2 separate regions of the Homo sapiens genome follow, and region 2 is linked to region 1. A link is a loop called in an ENCODE intact Hi-C map of the cell type or tissue named here. Cell type or tissue: Calu3. All regions are shown on one strand. Each heading gives the region's core, and the rest is flanking DNA. Links, peaks and the distances in the headings are about the cores only. Region 1 has its middle 160 kb from the start of LHX1-DT. Region 2 overlaps LOC105371750 (a long non-coding RNA gene).

Region 1 (5,379 bases), core at 124-5,123:
AGGGGGGCAGGGGGAACTAAATGAGATACTCAAGGAGCTCCTGGTCTAGGGCAGGAGATAAAAGGCACAGAAACACAAGGTAAGAAGGGGGCAAATGTCACAAGAGGAAAACTGAGTTGCAAGTTGAGACGAAGGAGGGATCAGTGTCAGAGACCAACAGGGTGTGAGGTAGGCATCCCAGGCAAGGGCAATCTTCTCCCCCGACCCCTGAGATGGAGTTTCATTTTCACTCTTGTTGCCCAGGCTGCAGTGCAATGGCACGATCTCGGCTCACTGAAATCTCTGTCTCCCGGGTTCAAGTGATTCTCCTGCCTCAGCCTCCTGAGTAGCTGGGATTACAAGTGCATGCCACCACGCCTAGCTAATTATCATATTATTAGTAGAGACAGGGTTTTGCCATGTTGGCCAGGCTGGTCTCAAACTCCTGACCTCAGGTGATCTGCCCACCTTGGCCTCCCAAAGCGCTGGGATTACAGGTGTGAGCCACCATGCCCAGCGGCAATATTTCATTTTTTAAAATAGAGACAAGGCCTTGCTCTGTTTCTCAGGCTGGTCTCGAACTCCTGGCCTCATGTGATCCTCCCACCTCAGCCTTCAAAATGCTGGGATTACAGGCACAAGTCACTGTACCTGACCATCCCAGGCAAAGGCAACAGCAAGAACAATGGAGTCGAGGTGGGAAACGTCTTTGAGGTATGGGGGCTTGAAGGGGAGTTTTGTGGTCAGATTTAGGAGGGTAGGTTGGGGACAAATAGTGAGCGCCTGCTTGGGAGTTTAGGCTGTGTACCAGCGGGGAGAGGATTGAAGGCTTCTCTGAAGATAAGTGACACCAACACATTTGTGCCATATAAACACAGCTCTGCCAGCAGTGTGAAGCTGGCATGGGACTGGATGAAGTTAGGTACAGAGGCAGTTTGCGAGGCAGTTGTAATGGTCTGGTTGAGCACTGATAGGGGTCTGCACTAAGGTGGAGACCATGGATGAGATACTCCATATCTCTCTCCCTGGGGGAGCTGTGGCTAAGAAAGGTCATCTTTATCTGGACAGCAGCTGGTGCCTCCTAGCTCAGCCTAGTCCCACTGGTCAGCTCAGTCTTGGCCACCTGTTCCCACCACCCAGTGATGTGGGTGGCAAGGATCATTAACCCAAGCCATGGACTCACCCTCCCTCCCAACACATCTGGCCAGATAGATGTCCCTCCTCTACTTCCACCCCCCACTCAAGGGTAGGAAGAAATGGCTTTCAGACCAGCTGAGCATTTCCCTCCCTGCAGAAAGGCCAGAGAAACACAGCTGCCACTGTCATTATATTAATACTGCCCACTAGAACCACATACATGTACCTCAGCCATGTGGCGTCACAGAAGCAGCGCTGGACTAGGAGTTAGGAGGTCTAGGTATGGATCTCAACATGGCTGCCCATGAGCTCTGTGACCCTCAGCAACCTATTTATGCTTTCTGAGCCTCAGTTTTCCCATCTGTGACATGGGGATAAAGTGCCTGCCTTCCAGGATTGCTTTGTGGACTGAAAGAGTGTACATGAACATCTTCTGTAAACCTTTGGAGTGCCATTTAAATGTTGAATTTTGTGTACATTCATTCATCCCACCAATCTCTGTTGGGCTCTGACTCTTTATAGGTGCCAGAGTGTGAAAACACCTGCCACATTCATGGTCCATTCCAACCTTTTGCCTTCCTGTGATGATGAAGAACTTTGCTTGAAACACAAGCTATCTTCACATCCTGTGTATGACAAATGGGAAAATGGCTTAAATTAAAGGAGGAAAGATTTGATCAGGACTAACTTCCCAATGCAGGAGCCTAGTTGGTTCCTGGAAATCTTCCCAGAAGAAGAGAATCAATTAAGTATTTTGCCCAGAGTAGACACCAAATCAATTGTTGAGTGGAATTGACTCTGTCATATCATTTGCCAGGAGACAAGAGAGTTGATCCAATGACTTAGGACCCACTTTTCCGTCTGACTTTCCATACACCATATATACATGCTTGCATGTTTGGTGCAGGGGAAAGAGGCTTAGGCTGACACTTAGCAGACCTGCCTCAAACCAGCTGTGTGACCTTGGAAAGATCTCATGCCCTCTTTGAGTCTCTATTGTCTCTCCCGAATGCCAACCAGAATAAGAAATACATCGAACCTTCTAGGATAGTGATAGTGTCTGCCCTTGACATTCCACCACAAGTGTTTGCTAAATGAATGAATGAATGATGAGTGAATGAATGAATGAATGAATGGCACTCAGGAAGGTACATGATTCATGAAAGCTCCTCTTTCTTCTCTGAGCCTGAGTGTGCCCACCTGGCAGATGTGGGAATTTGGTTGCCTGTTTCCAGGTTCCTTGTCAGTTCAGGCTTCTGTGATCTGCCCCTGTGCTGGAGGAGGGCAGCTGGGGGATTTGGGATCTGCATCTTCACGCCCAGCAGCTCAGGCTGCCCTCCCGTTTCAGGGCATGGACAGCAGGTATGTGCTTCTGTTCCCACGGGGCCGCCTGGCTTAGCCCGAGGCTCCCTTTGCTGGGAGAGTAGCCTGGGCTGCAGCCCTGCACTGACCTGCTCTTAACCTCCAGGAAAGTTACACAAATTCCTCCACGCTCCACTGAGAGCTGGGTTGCACAAGGTGGGGGCAGGAACAATGCTTCCCCTTGTGCCCTCCGCCTATTCCACTTCAGCACACATGGAGGAGGAACACAGGAGGCAAGCTGGTGGGGGCACCCAGCTCCGGTTTCAACCATGCCTGGAAATTGGATATTCCTCCCTGGCCGGAGCTCTCTGGGCCATGAAGTGGGGCTGGAGCTCAGGTCTCAGGAGAAACCCACTCTTTCCTCCCTGTGGTTTTCCCTCTAAGACCAGTCCTGTGCCTCAGTCTGTGCAGATCTGTGCAACTCCTTAGCACTACATACCCCTTTGGTAAACACACCCCAGTTCTGAGATGTACTGCATGAAGATGGTAGGAAGGAAAGGGTCTACCCTGGGAACCAGGAAGCCTATGTCTGGTTCTGCTGTGGCCCAGTAAGATACCAAGAATTGGACTAGCCAGGGGCTGAAAATACAGGATGTGGAGCCAGGCTGCCTTGGACCAGGTATCTACTACTTTGACACGCCATTTCCTCATCTACTATGATGGCACCTATCTACCTATCTACCTGGGTTTGTTATGGGGAATAAATGAGTTCTTAAGCACAACATGCTTGCTTAGAGCAGAGTTCAACAAATGCCAGCTGTATGGTTTGCTCTCCACACAGGTTTAGTGGGAATTAAAGGCATGTGCAGTCTTTCCTCAACTTTCAAGGGAAAAGCAAATTGTTCAAATTGTCTAAAACACAATAGAACTACTTAAAGTACACGAAACTAGCTGTCAAAATTGTGAACCATAATCACAGTTTTGATTGCTTTCTGACAGTGTAAAAATTACAAATATTTCATCAGGCAAGAAAAGAAAAACAAAGAATAAATACAGTCAACCCCATCCCCCCTCCCATTTGTGTTCTACGTGCCCATCTGAATTAGTTTGCTCATGTTGACACATGCACAGCTTTGTATCATTTGAGACACACGTTTCTTATTCTTCCTCAGTCATTTAGTATTTAGGCTATAGTTGTAGAGTGGTTGGTTTCTTTCCAGGCAACCACCATTGTTTGAAAACTATGTCAAAACAAAAGTCTCTCTTCTTCTCCCTGACAACTTGTCACAGCTATGCCTCTGGACAGCTTCTGCCCCTGTGCCCCTCTCTGTCAGTGACCTCTCTTCTGCCCCACGACCCCCTCTCCTCTTCCTTGATTCAGAATTCCTGGAAGAGAACAAACAGGAATCATCAAGGTCCCAGAGAGAGAAAAATAATGACTTGTAGTGTGAGAAGTTTCAGGACCATGGACAACAGCACACACGCCCTCACCTTCTTGTTTCCCCAACCCCCAAACATTTTGTTTATGTTATGACAATACCTCTCTGAGACTTGTTTTCCTCTTCTATAAAAAGGGCAGGGTGAGGGCCAGGCACGACGGCTCACGGTTGCAATCCCAGCACTTTGGGAGGCCAAGGTGGGTGGATCACTTGAGGTCAGGAGTTCGAGACCAGCCTGGCCAACATGGTGAAACCCCATCTCTACTAAAAAAAAATACAAAAAAAGGGGGGATGGGGGAGGTAACTGGGAGGGTTGGAGGTGGACAAGGTCATCGCTAAGACTTCCTACAGCTCTGTGACCCTAGGGATCTTTCTTTGGCTTTATGCTTGCCTTCCCTTACCTTTCTCCCTTTCTCCCTCCCTTCCTCTCTTCCTTCTTTCCTTCCTTTTCCTTTTTTTAAAATAGGGACCTTCCATGCATTTTAATGGGCTGATAGCCATCACCCAGGGAGAATGGTGAAAGACAGAGCTTCTTGTGAGAGGAACGGCAAGCTAGCCCTCAGAAACCCTCAAAACTCGACATTGAGGAGTCACTTGATTTTCCCCTCTGCCCCTACCCACATAGAGACATTGTGTTCGTTATGGCAAAAGGCTGAGCTGCTGTAAGAAAGCGTCCACTGGCTGAAAGAACAGAAAGGTTTCCTTGTTCTCATGTAACAGGGTGGGTAGGAGGGCTGCTCCACCCCACACAACCAAACAAGAGCCTGGCTCCCTCCATGAGGTTTCCCCTATTACCCCTTGGTGATGCTCTTGTCTACACGGTCACACTGGCCTGCCCACGTCATGTCTTCAGAAAGAATCAAAAGTGCGCATGAGTTGTGTCTTAAAAGCCAGGCCTGGAAGTTGCAACACATCACTTCTGCTCCCATTCCATTGGTGAGGACTTTGTCATGTGGCCACCCTGAGCCATAAAGGGGCCGGAACATTTATTTATTTATGTAATTTTGACTTTTAGGTTCAGGAGTACATGTGCAGGTTTGTTATCCAGGTAAATTGCATGTCACGTGAGTGTGGTGTACAGATTATTTCATCCCCAGGTAATAAACATAGTACCTGATGGAGGGTTTTTCAGTCCTCTCCCTCTTCCCAACCTCCACCCTCCAGCAGGCCCCGGTGTCTGTCGTTCCCTTCTTTGTGTTCATATCTATGCAATGTTTAGCTCCCTCTTACAAGTGAGAACATGCAGTATTTGGTTTTCTGCTCCTGCGTTAGTTCACTTAGGATAATGGCCTCCAGCTCCATCCATGTTGCTGCAAAGGACATGATCTCTTTCTTTTTTATGGCTGAGTAGTATTCCATGGTGTATATGTACCAGGCTGGAGTGCAGTGGTGTGATCTTGGCTCACGGCAACCTCTGCCTCCCGGGCTCAAGCAATTCTCATGCCTCAGCCTCCCGAGTAGCTGGAACTACAGGCATCCGCTGCCACACCCAGCTAATTTTTCTGTATTTTTAGTAGAGACG
Region 2 (5,379 bases), core at 206-5,205, 63 kb after region 1:
GACTGACCGAGACTACCAAGAAGGGTTGATGAGGTTGTGAAGCACCCGAAACTCACATACACTGCAGGGGGGAATGTAAATCAATGTAACTACTTTGGAAAAAAATATTTGGTAGTACCTTTTAAAGCTAAAAATAAATGTACTCTATGACCTAGCATAATGTCCGCTAAAAGACACAAGCTTTATTTGTAATAGCTGAAAGCTGGAAACAACTCAAATGTCCACCAGTTATAGAATGAACAAATAAATTATGGTCTATTCACATAATGGAACATTATGCAGCAGTTAAAAAGAACAAACGACTCGATTGATGCATGCTACATGGGTGAATCTCACAACACAAGGGAGGACACGCTGCATGGTGCTATTTATATGAAGTTCAAAAACAGGCAGAAGGAATCTGTAAGAATAGCAGTCAGGATAGCTGTTATCCTTGGGAGGGATAATGGCTGTAGGGAGGTAGAGGAAGCCTGCTATAAAGCTGGGAATGTATAGCTTGATCTCAGCAGTGGTTACCTGGGTGTAAAACTTCATCCAGCTGTATGCTTAGGATTTGTGCACTTCACTAAATATAAACTATACCTTAGAAAACCTTAATAAAAAAAATTGACAGTGGCTTGGACTAGGAAGATGGCAGAGGTGATGGAGAGATACAAAATAGATTTGAAAAGGTAAAACAATGCTTGCCTACCTTGCCTCAGCAGAGCGTAGTAAGGATGGAATGAGGTAATGTACAGGAAAGGCTGATGCCCCAGTGGCTTTCTTGCTGTGCATATTCCAACTAAAACAAAAATGGCTGGCTGTGGTGGCTCATGCCTGTAATCCCAGCACTTTGGGGGGCCAAGGTGGGAGGATTGGCTGAGCCCAGGAGTCTGAGATCAGCTTGGGCAACATACCAAGAACCCATCTCTACAAAAAACAAACAAAAAAACCCACAAAAATTAGCCAGGCGTGGTGGCATATGCCTGTAGTCCCAGCTACTTGGGAGGCTGAGGTGGAACCAGGAAGTTGAGACTGCAGTGAGCTATGATGGTAGCATTGCAGGTCAGCTTGGGTGGCAGAGTGAGACCCTGTCTCTGAAATAATAATAAACTGGCCGGGTACCTTGGCTCACGTCTGTAATTCCAGCACTTTGGGAGGCCGAGGTGGGTGGATCACTTGAGGTCAGGAGTTCGAGACCAGCCTGGCCAAAATGGTGAAACCTAAGTGGTTTCACTAAATGGTCTCTACTAAAAATACAAAAAAAATTTATCTGGGCATGGTGGCGGGCACCTGTAATCCCAGCTACTTGGCAGGCTGAGGCAGGAGAATTGTTTGAACCTGGGAGGTGGAAGTTGTAGTGAGCCGAGATCGTGTCACTGCACTCCAGCCTGGGCAAGAGAGGGAGACTCTGTCTCAAAAATATAAAATAAAACAAAATAAAATAAAATAAACAAAACAAAAACAAAAACAAAAATTCCAGGCTCAGAGCTGATTTATTATGAACAGCCCCGCAATTAACACTAACCTCACCACGCCCCAAAAGAAGAGCATAATGAAAGTGTTTGCCGGGAATATGGGCTATCTGGCTTTAAAGAAGGCGTAGGGTCATCCAGGAGGCCCAGTACCAGCGTCCTGACTGGCTCGGCTGAAGGACACCCCGCGCTTACTGGTAGTAAAGAGGCCACTTGCTTTCCAGCTGCAGTGTAACCACTGGTGGTAGCCCCCAGGTCCCTCTTTATCCTAATTGCATTGAATCACAGCATTTTCATGGGATAACGGGATTTCCACGGGTGACACGGGGTTGCAGCTAAGACTGGATGAGGCTGCTGCTAGTGAAATAGGATGACAGATTCTTAGGGGAAGTCACCAAGAGCTTACCAAGCGCCCTCCCCACAACCATGTGAGGCAGTTATGTCTAACGGAGGGCACCAAGGCTCAGAAAGAGGCAGTGGGTTTCTCAGGCCAGGCTGGTAAGAGCAGAGTGAAAACTGGCACCAGACTTTGCAACTAGAGCACAGTGATGTTCCCACCACATCTCAGCCACCCAGCTGGTCCACTAACGCGGCCCCTCCCTATCCCACCGCCCAAGCTCTCTCTGACAGCATCAACCATGGCAAAGCCAAATTCACTGTCCTTGCCGGGCGGAGGCTCAAATTGGCAGGGTCACTGGTAAGTAACTTCATTCAGCAGACTCCCTTCTTTTTTATCCCCTGGGGGGCCATTTCATGGCTCACTCTTTTTGAAGGTCCCCCAGGGAGCTGTGCTGCTTAGAAGGAGAGAGTCCACCAGGGCACTAACGATGCAGACATAGGCAACTCGTCATATCTGCTCTAAAAGTTTCTCAGGCCAAGATCATTCTTTCCATGGTCAATGGTGTGGAATTCTGGGTCTAAATTAGGTTCCTGGGCCAAGTGCAGTGGTTCACGCCTGTAATCTCAGCACTTTGGGTGGTTGTGGCAGGAGGACAGCTTGAGCCCAGGAGTTTGAGACTAGCCTGGGCAACATAGAGAGACCCCATCCCTTAAAAAAATATATATGTATATGTATATTTATATATATTTATAAATATATATATTAATATATATATTTATAAATATATATAAATATATATATTTATAAATATATATAAATATATATATAAATATATATATTTATAAATATATATAAATATATATATTTATAAATATATATATAAATATATATATTTAATTAGGTTCCTGTTTGAGAGCGTAATGGGTCCAAAATACCTTGGGAGGAAGCTCTAAGTTTGCCAACAAGAGGGCCCTCCTTGCCACCTCCACACACAGAAGGGGAGACCTTCCCGGTGGGGAGAACACCTATCAGTCTCCGTAACTTTGGCCTCAGGATGTTTGTCTGCTTTTCTGGGTTCCGAACTCCCAGTACCTCCCTGCCCTCAGTAGGTGGCTTAGAATTCCACACTTCCTTCCGCATGCTCAGAGGCCAGTGCCACCCTGAAATGTGTTTCTCCAGCCGAGCAAATGCCCAGATAGGGGCAGTGTAGTAAAAGTCTCAGTCCGGAGACTCTTATGATAAAACATTTTTTCTTTAATGCAATTTAATTTCCATGCTGAGTCCTTGTGCCACTGGCAGTGGAAAAAAAATTCAGTCTCAGTGATTTTTGAATTTCCTCGGAGTTCTCGTCCTTTCCCTAGACTTCCGTCTAAGTCTGGGAGGGCTTCTGTAGTGCTGGAGGCTGGGTGGGGAGAGTATCACGTGATCGTCCATGTGATCTGTTCACCCAGGTGCCTTCTAAGAGGATCTTCTTTCTTGTCCAAGTGGCACTTTCAGTTCTGTGTCCTTCCAGGTCATGATGGAAGGCACGTTAGGGGGTCTGCTCCTCCTGCTGAGGCACTGGATTCTCCATGAAGCTATCTAGATGCCACCTCTCAGCCACACCCTCTTGGCTCTCAGGGGTCTGCCTGGGCACAGGCCTCATCCTCTGAGGTCCTTTGAGGCAACGATACCGAGGGGTAAAAGGAAGGGATGTTACGAAGGAAGAAAAAAGTCAGTATTTCAAAAATTTCCCACCATAGAAGTGAGATTTAGGAAGCACCTGTGTGTAATAATAAACATTTATTGAACATCTAGAATAAGCCAAGTACTATGCTGGTGTGAATAAATAAAAGAGGGCCGGGCATGGTGGCTCATGCTTGTAATCTCAGCACTTTGGGAGGCTGAGGCAGGTGGATGGCTTGAACTCAGGAGTTCGAGAACAGCCTGGGCAACATAGGGAGACCCCACCTCTACAAAAACAAAAAACAAAGACAGAAAAATTAGCTGGGGGCAATGGCACATGCCTGTGGTCCCAGCTACTTGGGAGGCTGAGGTGAGAAGGCTTGCTTGACCTTGGGAGGTCAAGGCTGCAGTGAGCTATGATCCTGCCACTGTACTCCAGCCTGGGTGACAGAGTGAGACTCTGCCTCAAAAAAAAAAAAAAAAAAAAGAAAAAGAAAAGAAAAGAAAGATAAAATAAAAGAGGCCAGCACGGTGGCTCACGCCCATTCCCAGCACTTTGGGAGACCAAGGCAGGAGAACCACTTGAGTCTAGGAGTTTGAGATGAGCCTGAGCAACATAGCAAGTCCTAGTCTCTACAAAAAAAAAGAATTTAAAAAAATTAGCTGGGTGTGGTGATACATGCCTGTAATCCCAGCTACTTGGGAGGCTGAGGCAGGAGGATTACTTGAGCCCGGGAGGTCAAGGCTGCAGTGAGCCGTGATCACGCCACTGCACTCAAGCCTGGGTGATCGAGCAAGAGCCTGTCTCGGAAAAAAAAAAAAGTAAAAAAAAGAAGTATTAAAAAAAAGAAATAAAAGAGCCAATGAGGCCAGGCACCATGGCTCATGTCTATAATCCCAGCATTTTGGGAGGATAAGATTGAGGATCACTTGAGCCCAGGAGTTTGAGACCAACCTGGGTCATAGCGAGACCTCATCTCTACAAAAAATTCAAAAATTAGCCGAGCATGGTAGAGCGTGCCTGTCATCCCGGCTACTCGGGAGGCTGAGGCAGGAGGATCACTTGAGCCCAGGAGGTCGAGGCTGCAGTAAGCTACTGCAGCCTAGGTGACAGAGAAAGACCCTGTCTCAAAAAAAAATCTTTTTTAATAAAAATTAAAAATTAAAAAAAAAAACAAAAAACAATGTGCTGAGTAGGAGACTGGAGTGTAAAGGAAAACTGGAAGTTTGGCTGCAGACTGCTGGTCCTAATCACATCTCTGTCGCTCCAGCCCTGTGACCCCAGGCAAATTCCTCCATAAACTCTGAAACTTTAGTTCCTTCATCCATGAAATGGGTTCAACATATGGCTTAAATCCAGTACTATTTTTTAAGAGTGACTTGTACACAGTAGGTGCCTAATAAATGATGTCACTATGCAAAAGGAGAGCTCAGAGGAGGAGTGAGTGGGTTTCAGGTTACAAACAAGCAAAAAAGAAGGACTAAATGATTTTGTAAACTTTAAACATATACTTCAATATAGAGTAAAAAGTAACAACCACCCATAGTCCCACCACCTAGAATTAACCACTATTAGCATCTTGGCACAGCTGGGCATCTCAACCCAGATTTTTTTTTCTAAAATAAAATCATCCTACTGTTTTTGCAAGTATGATCCATACTTATTATAAAGAATTCAAACAATGATTAAAAATTCCAAGCTGAGTGCAAACAAATTCACCCCAAATCCCACCACTTAGATCACTGATGGATTTTGAGCTGGTGGAGTGTTGGGGTGATGATCAGGTCTGTGTAGCAGAGAGATCACTGGCTCTCAATGGAAGAGAGTCCAGGAGAGAGACCAGAGAGGTGGCAAGAAAGGACAAGGACTCACCCTAGGTGGTGGCAGTGGCAAAGAAGAGGATGGACTGGATTTCAGAG

What was found. A loop is a pair of places that touch in the nucleus more often than their neighbours do. Peaks named below come from ENCODE experiments on the same cell type or tissue, not always from the same donor. Only the 100,000 strongest peaks of a DNase experiment are listed, where the experiment ranks them.
Region 2: it touches region 1 in a loop (4-fold over the local background); 5 of 110 quality-filtered maps call a loop at or near these places.

Annotation. Positions count from the first base shown.
Region 1 is chr17:36,775,834-36,781,212 of GRCh38, reverse strand. No RefSeq gene overlaps it. Among named protein-coding and RNA genes, the nearest start is that of LHX1-DT, 160 kb to the left of the region's middle. In Calu3, for the core only: no CTCF peak of the experiment used is centred there; a DNase peak (open chromatin) is centred at 2,572.
Region 2 is chr17:36,712,832-36,718,210 of GRCh38, reverse strand. All of the region lies in intron 2 of LOC105371750 (a long non-coding RNA gene), which reads right to left. Among named protein-coding and RNA genes, the nearest start is that of MRM1, 110 kb to the right of the region's middle. In Calu3, for the core only: no CTCF peak of the experiment used is centred there; no DNase peak of the experiment used is centred there.